2 separate regions of the Homo sapiens genome follow, and region 1 is linked to region 2. The links are chromatin contacts, found by Hi-C or POLR2A ChIA-PET in ENCODE. All regions are on one chromosome and are shown on one strand. The core of a region is the stretch at or near the end of the contact, and the rest is flanking DNA. Distances in the headings are between cores, read along the strand shown.

Region 1 (4,946 bases), core at 2,379-4,878, 420 kb after region 2:
TGGAAATAATAATGTTGACCATGTTTTCAAGTGCTTATTAGGCATGACTTCATCTTCTTTGGTGAATAACTTCGGTGAATTGTCAAATATTTTGCCCAGTTTTTAGCTGGGTTGCTTGTCTTTTTATTATTGAAGAATTCTTTATATATTATGCGTAAAAATTCTTATCAGATTATGATTTGCAAATCGCAATCTTGCAAATATTTTCGCCTGTCTTTGGTTTGTCATTTCATTTCTTTAATGGGTCTTTTGAAGTGCAAAAGTTTTAAATTTTGTTGACATCCTAATTACCAAGGATTTTATTGAATCAAGCTTTTGGTGTGATAGCTAAGAACTTTTTCTAACCCAAAGTCATGAAGATTTTCTCCTGTTTTCTTCTAGAAATTTTATAATTTTAGCTCTCACATTTAGGCCCATGATTAAATTTTTGTGCAGGATATGAAATAAGAACTAAAATATGTTTTTTACAGTCCTAGGTTCGTGAATATTCATTTATATCGCATATAATCCTAGCATCAATTACAGAGCACTGCTTATTGAAAAGACTATCCCTTCCCATGACAAATTGCCTTGGCACCTTTGTCAAATTTAATTGATCAAAAATATGATGAATTTTCTGAACTTTCAATTCCATTCCATTGATCTGTATGCCAATATCATACTCTATAAAGTAAGTTTTAAAACCAGAAATTGTACGTTATCTAATTTTGTTTTCCTTTTTCAAAAGTATTTTCACTATTTTGGATCTTTTGCATATTCGTGTAAATTTTAGGATTAGCTTGTCAATTTCTGTAAAAACGCCTTTATTCTTTTTGACAGGATTGTGAATTGAACTGTTTTCTTAATTTCATTGTTTGTTGCTAGTATACAGAAATATAATTGATTTCTGTACAATATCTCTTCTTATATTCAGTTAACTTGTTGAATTCCTTTATTAGTTCGTGTGTGTGGTGGGGGAGGTGTATGTACATTGCTTAGAATTTTCTATGTACAAGATTATATTGCCGGCAAATAAATAGTTTTACTTTTTAATTTCCAATCTGTATGCCACTGATTGTTTCTTTCTGCTGGTCTGTCTAACCCTTCTCTTTCCCTTCCCCTCCCCCTCCCCTGCAGCTGCTGCTGCTTCTTTTTTTTTTCCTCTAATTTGCTTCTCTCTCTCTTTCTTACATGTATTTATCATTCTGCACTGGATTGAATCTCCTGTACAATGTTGAACAGAAGACATAAGAACTGACAACCTTGCCTCTTTTCCGATCCTAGGAGTGTATCGGTCAGGTTTTCATCATTACATACATTATAAGTTCTTCATAGATGCCCTTTGTCAGGTTACAGAAGTTCTCTTCTATTCCTTTTGTTGAAAGATTATATCACAAATGGATACTGGATTTTCTCAAATGTTTCTGTACATCTATTGAAATGGTCATGTGTTTTCTCTTTTATTCTATTAATATGCTATATTGCATTAATTAATTATTGGATGTTAAGTGAAACTCACATTCCTGGGATAAATCCTCTGTGGTCAGCACTGTATAATGCTTTTCTACTTTGCCACATTTGGTTTGTGAATATTTTGTTGAGTTTTGGTGTCTATATTCATGAGGGAATCTGGTCTGCAGTTTTCTTTCATTGTGATGTCTTTGTCTGGCTTTGCTCTCAGTGTAATATTGTACAAATAATTGAAAGATGACCTTTCTTGCTCTATTTCTAGAAAAGTTTGTGAAATACTGGTATTGGATAGAATTCACCAGTGGAGTCATCTACATCTAGGATTTTCTCCTAACTATAAATTGTATAAATTGTATGTCTTTTTATTACGAGTCTGTTCATATTTTCTATTTCCTCTTGAGTCAGTTTTGGTAATTTGCGCATTTCTAAGATAGTCCATTTTATCCAGCTAATTGCTAACAATTGTCCAGTTGCTAACAATTGTCTAATTGTTAAGCAATGACAATTGAGGTCAACCAATGATCAGTCACAGGTTGTATTTCTAACTATCAAGCAATGAAAAGGATTATGAGGTTATAATATTTGTTCATAGTATAGTATGAGATCAGGAATGAGAGAGAAGGTATCACCACCAACCCCATAGAAATGAGAATGATTATGAGGTTATACTATTTGTTTATAATATAGTATTAACTATAACTATACCTCATAATCCTTTTCATTTCTGTGGGGTTGGTGGTGATACCTTCTCTCTGATTCCTCATTTTGGTAATCTGTCATCTTCTCTCCTTTTTCCTTGATCAGTCTAGCAAAAGAAAAACTAAGTTTTGGTTGATCTTTTCAAAAAACTAAGTTTTGGTTTCATTAATTTTCTCTATTATTTTCATTATCTATTTCATTGATTTCTGTTCTTATCTTTGTTATATCCTTCCTTCTGTTCAAACAGAATTTAGTTTTATGTTTATATCATGTCTATACTTACCTAAATAATGACGTGATGAGGTCCTTTTGTTTAGGTGAATTTTAGATACATTTTTATCATTTCATTTCCACTTAAAGGATTTCCTTCAGTATTTCTGGTAAGGCAGGTCTACTAGCAACAAATTGTCTCAGTCTTTGTTTATTTGGGATATCTTTATTTTATATTTATTTTTGAAGAACAATTTTGCTAAATATAAAATTCCTAAATGACATTTTCCCTTTTTTTCCTTCAGCACACTGAATACGTCATCCCTCTACCTCCTGGCTTTGTTTCTAATGAGAAGTAAGCTGTTAATCGTAGTGTTGTTTTCCTGTATGTAACAGTCTTTTTTTTCTTGTTACTGTCAAAATTTTCTCTTTTTCATTCAAAAGTTTGACTATAATGTGTCTATGTACAGATTTTTTTTGTGTTTATCCAACATGGAGTTTTTGTGCTTCTCAAATGTGTAGATTAATGTTATTCATCACATTTGGGAAGTTTTTGGCTATTATTTCTTCAAATATTTTTGAGCCCTTTCTTTCTTTCCTCCTCTTCTCTACCATTACACATATGTTAGTATGCTTGATGGTCTCTCACAGGTCTCCGAAGCTCTGCTCATTTTTTCATTGTTCTTTTCTCTTCAAATTAGACCATTTCTATTAATTGATCTTCAATCTCATTGTGTCTTTATTCTGCCATCTTAAATATTCTGTTGAGATTCTCTTGCAATTTTTTAATTTCCATTATAATATTTTTTAACTCCAGAATTTTTGTTCCTTTTAAAATAACACTTATGTTTATATTGATACTCTCTATTTAAAGGGTAATTATAGTAATACTTTAATTATTTAACATGATTTCCTATTATTTTGAACATATTTATAATAGTGCTTTCAACTCTTTGTTTGCTAAGTTTAACATCTGCTATCTCCACTTCAACCCAAATATAATTTCTTTTTTTTTCTTCAGACACTTTCTTTTAACCACTTCTTAAATTGGGTATGAGTCACACTCCTGTTTATTACATGTCTCATTTTTTTCTTGAAAATTGACATTTTATATAGCATATTACAGCAACTCTGGCTTCTGACTTTTCCCTGTTGAGGGTTGTTGCTGTTATTGCTGTGTTTGTTTATTTAGGACTTGCCTAACATAACTCTGTGCAGCCTCTCTTCCCCATGCTGTGCCGCTGCTGATGTTTCTGCTCAGTTTGTGTAATTTCCATTTTCGTTTTTGAGCTGGGACTTTCCCCTGTGTTAACACAGTTTAGTGGTCAGCCAACGATCAGTCACAGGTTGTACTTAAACACCTAGGGCCACTATGCTAACGCCTCTAATTGATATATACGTGTGTGTGGGTTGTAGAATGCACTCAAAGTTCAGGCAGTTTACAAGTGTTTTTTTGATTTTTACTTTCCATTTGTTCTCTCTTATCTTCTCTCTGTGTGTCCAAAGCCTTAGGTCTTCCCCAGAGTATGTGTGCAGCCTTTCAGACCTCTAGGAATATGTGGTAGCTTACCAAAGTTCACTATGATAGTATCCTTTTCCAATTCTCCCTGCTAAATTTCTGGCCAATCTGCCAGTTCTTTTCTACTCTGAATTGTAACTTCAGGCTACATATGATGTTTATTCTCCCTGCTTGTTTGCCCCTGAGATTGTCACTGTTTTGACCACACCTAAGGGCATGGGGTTTTTCTATGTTCTGCTCCATCAAATTATCGAATCACCCCCTTTCAGCAGTGAAGTTGTGGGTTTTCATGACTTGTCCTGCCCTGGCAGAACTACTGATACAATGGAACTGTGGGGACGGATAATAGGAGGAAGCACTCCCGGCTAAAACACTGTGGGCTCCTAACTGTGCTAGTTGTCCCAACATAACTTTTAATTTGGCCACTTTCACTCCCAAAAGTATCCAGCTTCTGTGATATGATTTATGACCTTTTAATCTATAGTGGGCATAAACGACTTATGCCATATGCCATTTCTTCAGCGAATGACCACTGCCTAATTCTTTTCTTAGTAATGCAGGAATCAGGGGCCTAGCTGCAGGTATCCATGCATGTGGGGTGGCGGGGGGGAAGTCTAACTGCCATTGAATGAACGTTTTCATAATGGTTACATGTGTATAGAAAATCTTCAACTGCCCCTCCTACTACATCTCTAGAAAGTTTAAAGGTTTGGGGGGGATTAAGAATTTCTAGGGAAGTGTATGGGATATAGGGATAAGGTTACCAAAATTCTCCCATGGGAGATAAATAGTTTTGCCTCACTCTATAGAGTTTGGAGAAACCACTCAGCGAGAAGGACTAGAATTACTTTGGTTAATAATGAGTTGCTATGAACTTTGGAGCTGGACTAACCTATTCTAAGCAATTGTAAAGAATATGTCATTTAGACTTAATCTTATACAAAACAATAATAGCTCAGAGATCTAAGCAGGTCCAAATACTTACTTGGATCAGGTTAGTATTTGCCAGCTTATTTTCTCACAGATTCCTGGGCTCACTCAGGTTATACTTCCTTGGGAACACACAAAG
Region 2 (5,101 bases), core at 109-2,608:
ATAAAGCAAAACTCTGGCTTCATCCCTTTAGGTTTGATTTATACCAGAATAGCTAAAGACATAGAAATATGAATGTAAATATCCTACCTGAAGCCTAAGAGGGATGTTAGTCTCCCAGGTTTAGCGTTTTCCAGTAACATAGAAGTCTGTAAAACACCATCCCATTACCTGCCTCATAACATATAGGAAAACTTGTGAATATAACAACTAGTTATTGTTTTAAAATGTGTAATTAAGTTACTTTGCATGCAGAACTTCTAAATAATTCAAATGACTGGCTTTTCTATTGGAAAATAGCATATATTCATCTGTTATTTCAGCAATGATTAATGAATACTTGATATCAAACTTTCATCAGTATTTTCCCATAGGTATCATATCCCCTACCCCAAATTATTTCTGTACTTTTCCTTGCAAGGTCTCTACTTCTCCTACATAAATGCCTTGCATGGCGGGAACTAAATCAACTACACAGACCCATACATCCAGAGAGCAGAGGTGAGCTGGATACAAGTGGCTTAGAGATGTGGTGGAAGGAGGCCAGAGCTCCAAGGGAAGGGCAGCAAGGAGACAACAGCATGGGTTGCAGCTCAGACAACAGGTAAATAAAACCAAGCAAAGCTGCTGGTCACAGATTTGACCAGGGTGGCAAGAAATGACAAGCTACCATGAGATTCAACAGTGGCACGGAAGGATGATGAGAAGCAAACAGATTAGGAGAAGCTGCCACCACCGTACATAGAGGCACAGATGACCAAGCAGAACAGCACCAGTCCCTGCAAGGTGTGCTCAGATACAGCTCAGCACAGCCATCTGGCCAGGAGGGAATGATAATGCACATGGTGTGCACTGCAGCCGGGAAGTTGAGAACCGCTGTGGGCACCTCAGGACTGAGTCTGGTTACCCTGCTGATCCAAGAAATGAAGCCATCTAAAATTTTGCCTGCTTTCACAATTTTCTGTGTGTGTGTGTGTGTATTAAACAAAGTGAACTAAGAAGCCTTTTATTGGAGACATAATGTACTCACAGTAGTTTCAAAATCAATGGTGTCACTCTTCAGGTAAATTACTCCAAGGCTTGGGCCTAGTGCAGATGTTCATTGGGGCAGGGAGCAGAGAGCGGCTGCATCTAGATCAGACAAAAAACAAAAATAAGGTTGTTAAATGAACAGGTGATGGTGATGGCAATTATTTATTTTGATAGGAAAGAACTTTGGGACTTGAGTGAGAGGTTGGTTGTTTGGTTCTACATCTTTGCACCAGAGAATGGCGAGGTACGGAAGGGAGAATGGAGAGGATGTTGTCCAGGCTCCATTTTCAGTGCTTTCACCTAACTGCCTGTGCAGCCTGGGACATCAACAGTACCCTGTCAGTGCGGGCGGAGCTGATTTTGTGGTTCTGACTTAGAAGCTGAGTTGTGGGTGACAGTGGGGGAAGGAAGTAGAAACAGTGTCCTTCAACCTTCCCACAGTTGATTCTTCTAGTATCCTTTTCTTTTTTTTTTCATTTATTATATTTATTTATTTTTTATTCACACATAAAAATTGTATATATTTATGGTATAAAACATGTTTTGATACATGTATACATTGTGGAATGGCTAAATCAAACTAATTAAAATATGCATTACCGGCTGGGTGTGCTGGCTCACACCTGTAATCCCAGCACTTTGGGAGGCCGAGGTGTGAGGATCACGAGGTCAGGAGATCGAGACCATCCCAGCCAACACAGTGAAACCCCGTCTCTACTAAAATGCAAAAAAATTAGCCAGGCGTGATGGCGCACGCCTGTAGTCCCAGCTACTCAGGAGGCTGAGGCAGGGGAATCGCTTGAACCCGGGAGGCGGAGGTTGCAGTGAGCCGAGATTGCACCACTGCACTCCAGCCTGGCAACAGAGCAAGAGTCCATCTCAAAAAAAAAAAAAAAAAAAAAAGAATTACCTCATGTATTTATCACTTTTTCATGGTGAGAACACGTAAAACCTACTCTCAGTAATTTTCAATATATACTACATTCTTATTAACGATAGTCATGAGGATGTACAGTACATCTCTGGAGTTATTCCTCCTGTCTAACCGAAATTTTGTGTCCTTTGACTGATGTCTCCTCAGCGTCTGGCAGCCACCATTCTAATTTTTGCTTCTATAAATTAAGCTTTTATAGATTCCCCATATAAGTGAGGTCACGTGGTATTTGTTTTTCTGTGCCTGGCTTTTCTAGTACAAAAAAAAGCCTATTTTTTCCCCATATATCATGGATGACCTCTAGATTCATCCATGTTCTTGCAAATGACAAGATTTCCTTCTTTTTGAAGGCTGAATAGTGTTCCATTGTGTACTTTTACCACATTTCTGATATTCTTGATTTCATTTCAGTCTCTCTCTTTATTGCTTAGTTCTTAATGTATTCTAGTGACACCCATTGATCTGGGCATGTTCTGAGCATTCCCTCTGTCCTTCACTGCAAAGGCTCCATTTTCTTCCATAGGCTCTAACCCTGAGGACACCGAATTACCCTATTTTTTCCCCTATACCTCAGTCTGCTATTCTGCCTTCTTCACTGGCTTATTTTCTTTCTTCTGTTCTCTAAATGTAGACATTCCTCTAGATCCTCTCCTCAGGCTTTGTCTACCCCAGTCCTCCCTGACCTCAACAATCACTTCTCCATGGAGAGCATCCACATTGCTATCTTTAGTTCTAGCTTTTCTACAGAGCTGCACACCCACATTCTAAATAACAGCTGGTTATTGGTTCATTCGTTCCTTTGTCCATTCATTCAGTGTTTATATAGCATCTATGAGGCACCTGGATGAATACAACAGGGTCTCTAACTTTGAGAAGTTCACATCGCCATCAAATACTACACAGGCTTTTCTAATTCAGAAAGTTTAGAACTTAATTCATTGTCTTTCCTTTAAAATCTGTTCCTTCTCTAGACGTCCCATTTCCTGCCATTGGTATTCTCTTCATCCAGTTACGTGGGCCTACAGCTGGGGAGTCATCTTCAATTCTTCCGTTTTTTTTTTCTTCCTATATCCAATTAGCTACCCAATCCTGTAGATTCTACTCTGATTGTGATTCCTGAATCAATACCTGTTTTCTATACCAGCCCCTATTTCTCCCTTTGCTACCTACTGTGAGGACATCTATGAAAAGCTCCTGACTGGTTTCACTTTTCCAGTTTTTCTTTACCTCTTGTCCATCCTTCACACAAACATTACATTAATTTTTCTAAAGTGCCCTTCTAAACATATCACTTCTTTGCTTACAGTCCTCCTTGCTTATTGGATTAAATTCAAACTTCTCAGTTTGGTATTCAAAGCTGCTACAATGTAGCCCAATCTAGTTTCTCACTCTTATCTCTACACTCCATTCTACGCTCCAGCAAAGTCCTACTCTTTCCTACCATGTTCATGGTATTTCTTCCTTTCTTTCAATGTCTACATGTAGCTTCTTCAAGGGCCATCCAAATGCCACCTCATTTATGAAGCATTTCACAAAGGAGAGTGCCCTTCTTAAATATTATTAGCACATTCTGTACTACTCCCTTTGCATATTCTACCAATTAGAATGGTTATTTGTGTAATTTGTCTTCCTTCTTCATAAGCCCTTTGAAAGCTGAGACAATTTTTACTCTGAGTACCCTATAGTGGGCCATGACTTCTTGCACGTTAAGTTTGCACTAGGCTGATAATCTGCTGAACTGAATTTAAAAAGAATAAACCCTCTTGCCTTGAGTCATAGAAACGGGGACTAAATTGAAAAGACCTAAAAGCTCATCTGCTTCAACCCCCTCATTTTTCAGACGAAGAGATGAAGGGAACTGACTTGCTCAAGGTCGCATCCTTGTTAGTGGCTGGGCAAGGATAACAGACATAAAAGGCCACAGACTAATATTTATCAGTGCTTACTTGGCACCAATAGGCCCAACAGATCATCAGTAATGACAAGACCAGAGAGAGGGAGGTTGGGGTGTGTAACCTGCAAAAATATATTGTGTTCCAAAATATAACAAATTTGCTTCATTTATTTGCTTCAACAAACCGAACTAATAAATATGTTTTATAGTTAAATGTTGTCTAAAAAATGAGGGTGGATTTAAAAAACAAGGAAGCAAAGTTTTCTAACATTACCAGCAGAAATAATTATGACAATACTGTCAACACCACTGGGGAGGAGGTGCGGATGGTTAATGGGTACAAAAAATAGAAAGAATGAATACGACCTACTATTTGATAGCACAACAGAGTGACTATAGTCAATAATAACTTAATCGTACATTTTAAAATAACTAAAAGAGGGTAATTGGATTGTTTGTAACACAAAAGATAAATGCTTAAGAGGATATATGCCCCGTTCTCCATGATGGGATTATTTCACACGGCATGCCTATATCAAAACATCTCATGTACCCCAGAAATATATACACCTACTATGTACCCACAAAAATTAAAAACAAATAAAATGTTAAAAATACCACTGGGGTGATAAACTCAGGCTGAAAATAAGAATAAAGAAATTTCTCATGCTTTGGAAAAGCTGTGTGTTCAGCTGGAGTTCTTGGTGAAAACATGCAGTAATTCCGTGGTTAAATTCATTACTTTGTAGAAACAAACTATTGGCAATCTGCTATTATGCCACATTAACACTTCTTTTTCCACCTAGCTTAGCCTAGTACTCATTCTCTAGGTTTGTTTAAATGTTTACTTGTTTTTCTTTCCTTATATTACTAATTTACTTGTAGAAATGCATAGACAATTGCCTCTGAGTCTGTTCAAATTTTCTTGCCTTGTTCTTCTCTTGTAGTAGAGGAAACATTAGTTGTTTCTCTTCTCTATCCTTATCCTCAAACAGAATCATTTTCTCTCACCCAAAGATGAAAAGCCCAACAAAACATGCTGTGGGGATAATAGTGTTTACCTAGGTGAGGAAAACAGACTTTTCCAGGGAATCTCAGTAATTATTACTTGGCCAGAAAAGCTCAGCTCTTAAATGTTAGCTCCAATACTACAAGACCTCATCTGCATCTCCCAGGTGAGCGCTTGACTCACTGTTACTCACCAGAGGAAAACCTTGGTAGGTAGCATTAATCAAACTCTTTTT

The links. Hi-C counts contacts between places; a loop is a spot of excess contacts on that map. ChIA-PET counts read pairs that join two places held with the same protein, here RNA polymerase II (POLR2A). Pooled maps may share reads with other maps.
Region 1: a loop to region 2 is called in a map of heart right ventricle, with 2.6 times the contacts of the local background. The contact joins two enhancer-like sites. A Hi-C loop is called at or near these places in 5 of 168 maps with a recorded cell type or tissue (GM12878, PC-3, heart left ventricle and 2 more), 7 of 37 single-sample maps with no recorded cell type and 5 of 50 pooled maps. POLR2A ChIA-PET finds 5 or more read pairs at or near these places in 2 of 52 experiments (BJ and WTC11).

The regions. Positions count from the first base shown.
Region 1 is chr3:114,806,328-114,811,273 of GRCh38, forward strand. The region is part of intron 4 of ZBTB20 (zinc finger and BTB domain containing 20); the gene reads right to left. Among named protein-coding and RNA genes, the nearest start is that of ZBTB20-AS3, 64 kb to the right of the region's middle. RefSeq lists an enhancer at 3,564-3,743. Within about 2 kb of position 3,629, at least 3 of the 41 ENCODE cell types and tissues checked have a DNase peak (open chromatin) inside an H3K27ac peak, as active enhancers do.
Region 2 is chr3:114,387,978-114,393,078 of GRCh38, forward strand. ZBTB20 (zinc finger and BTB domain containing 20) reads right to left here. Exons shown (of 12, transcript NM_001348800.3): 8 at 1,028-1,128. ZBTB20-AS1 (ZBTB20 antisense RNA 1) reads left to right here. Exons shown (of 9, transcript NR_038993.1): 9 at 419-1,001. Among named protein-coding and RNA genes, the nearest start is that of ZBTB20-AS1, 39 kb to the left of the region's middle. Within about 2 kb of position 1,359, at least 2 of the 41 ENCODE cell types and tissues checked have a DNase peak (open chromatin) inside an H3K27ac peak, as active enhancers do.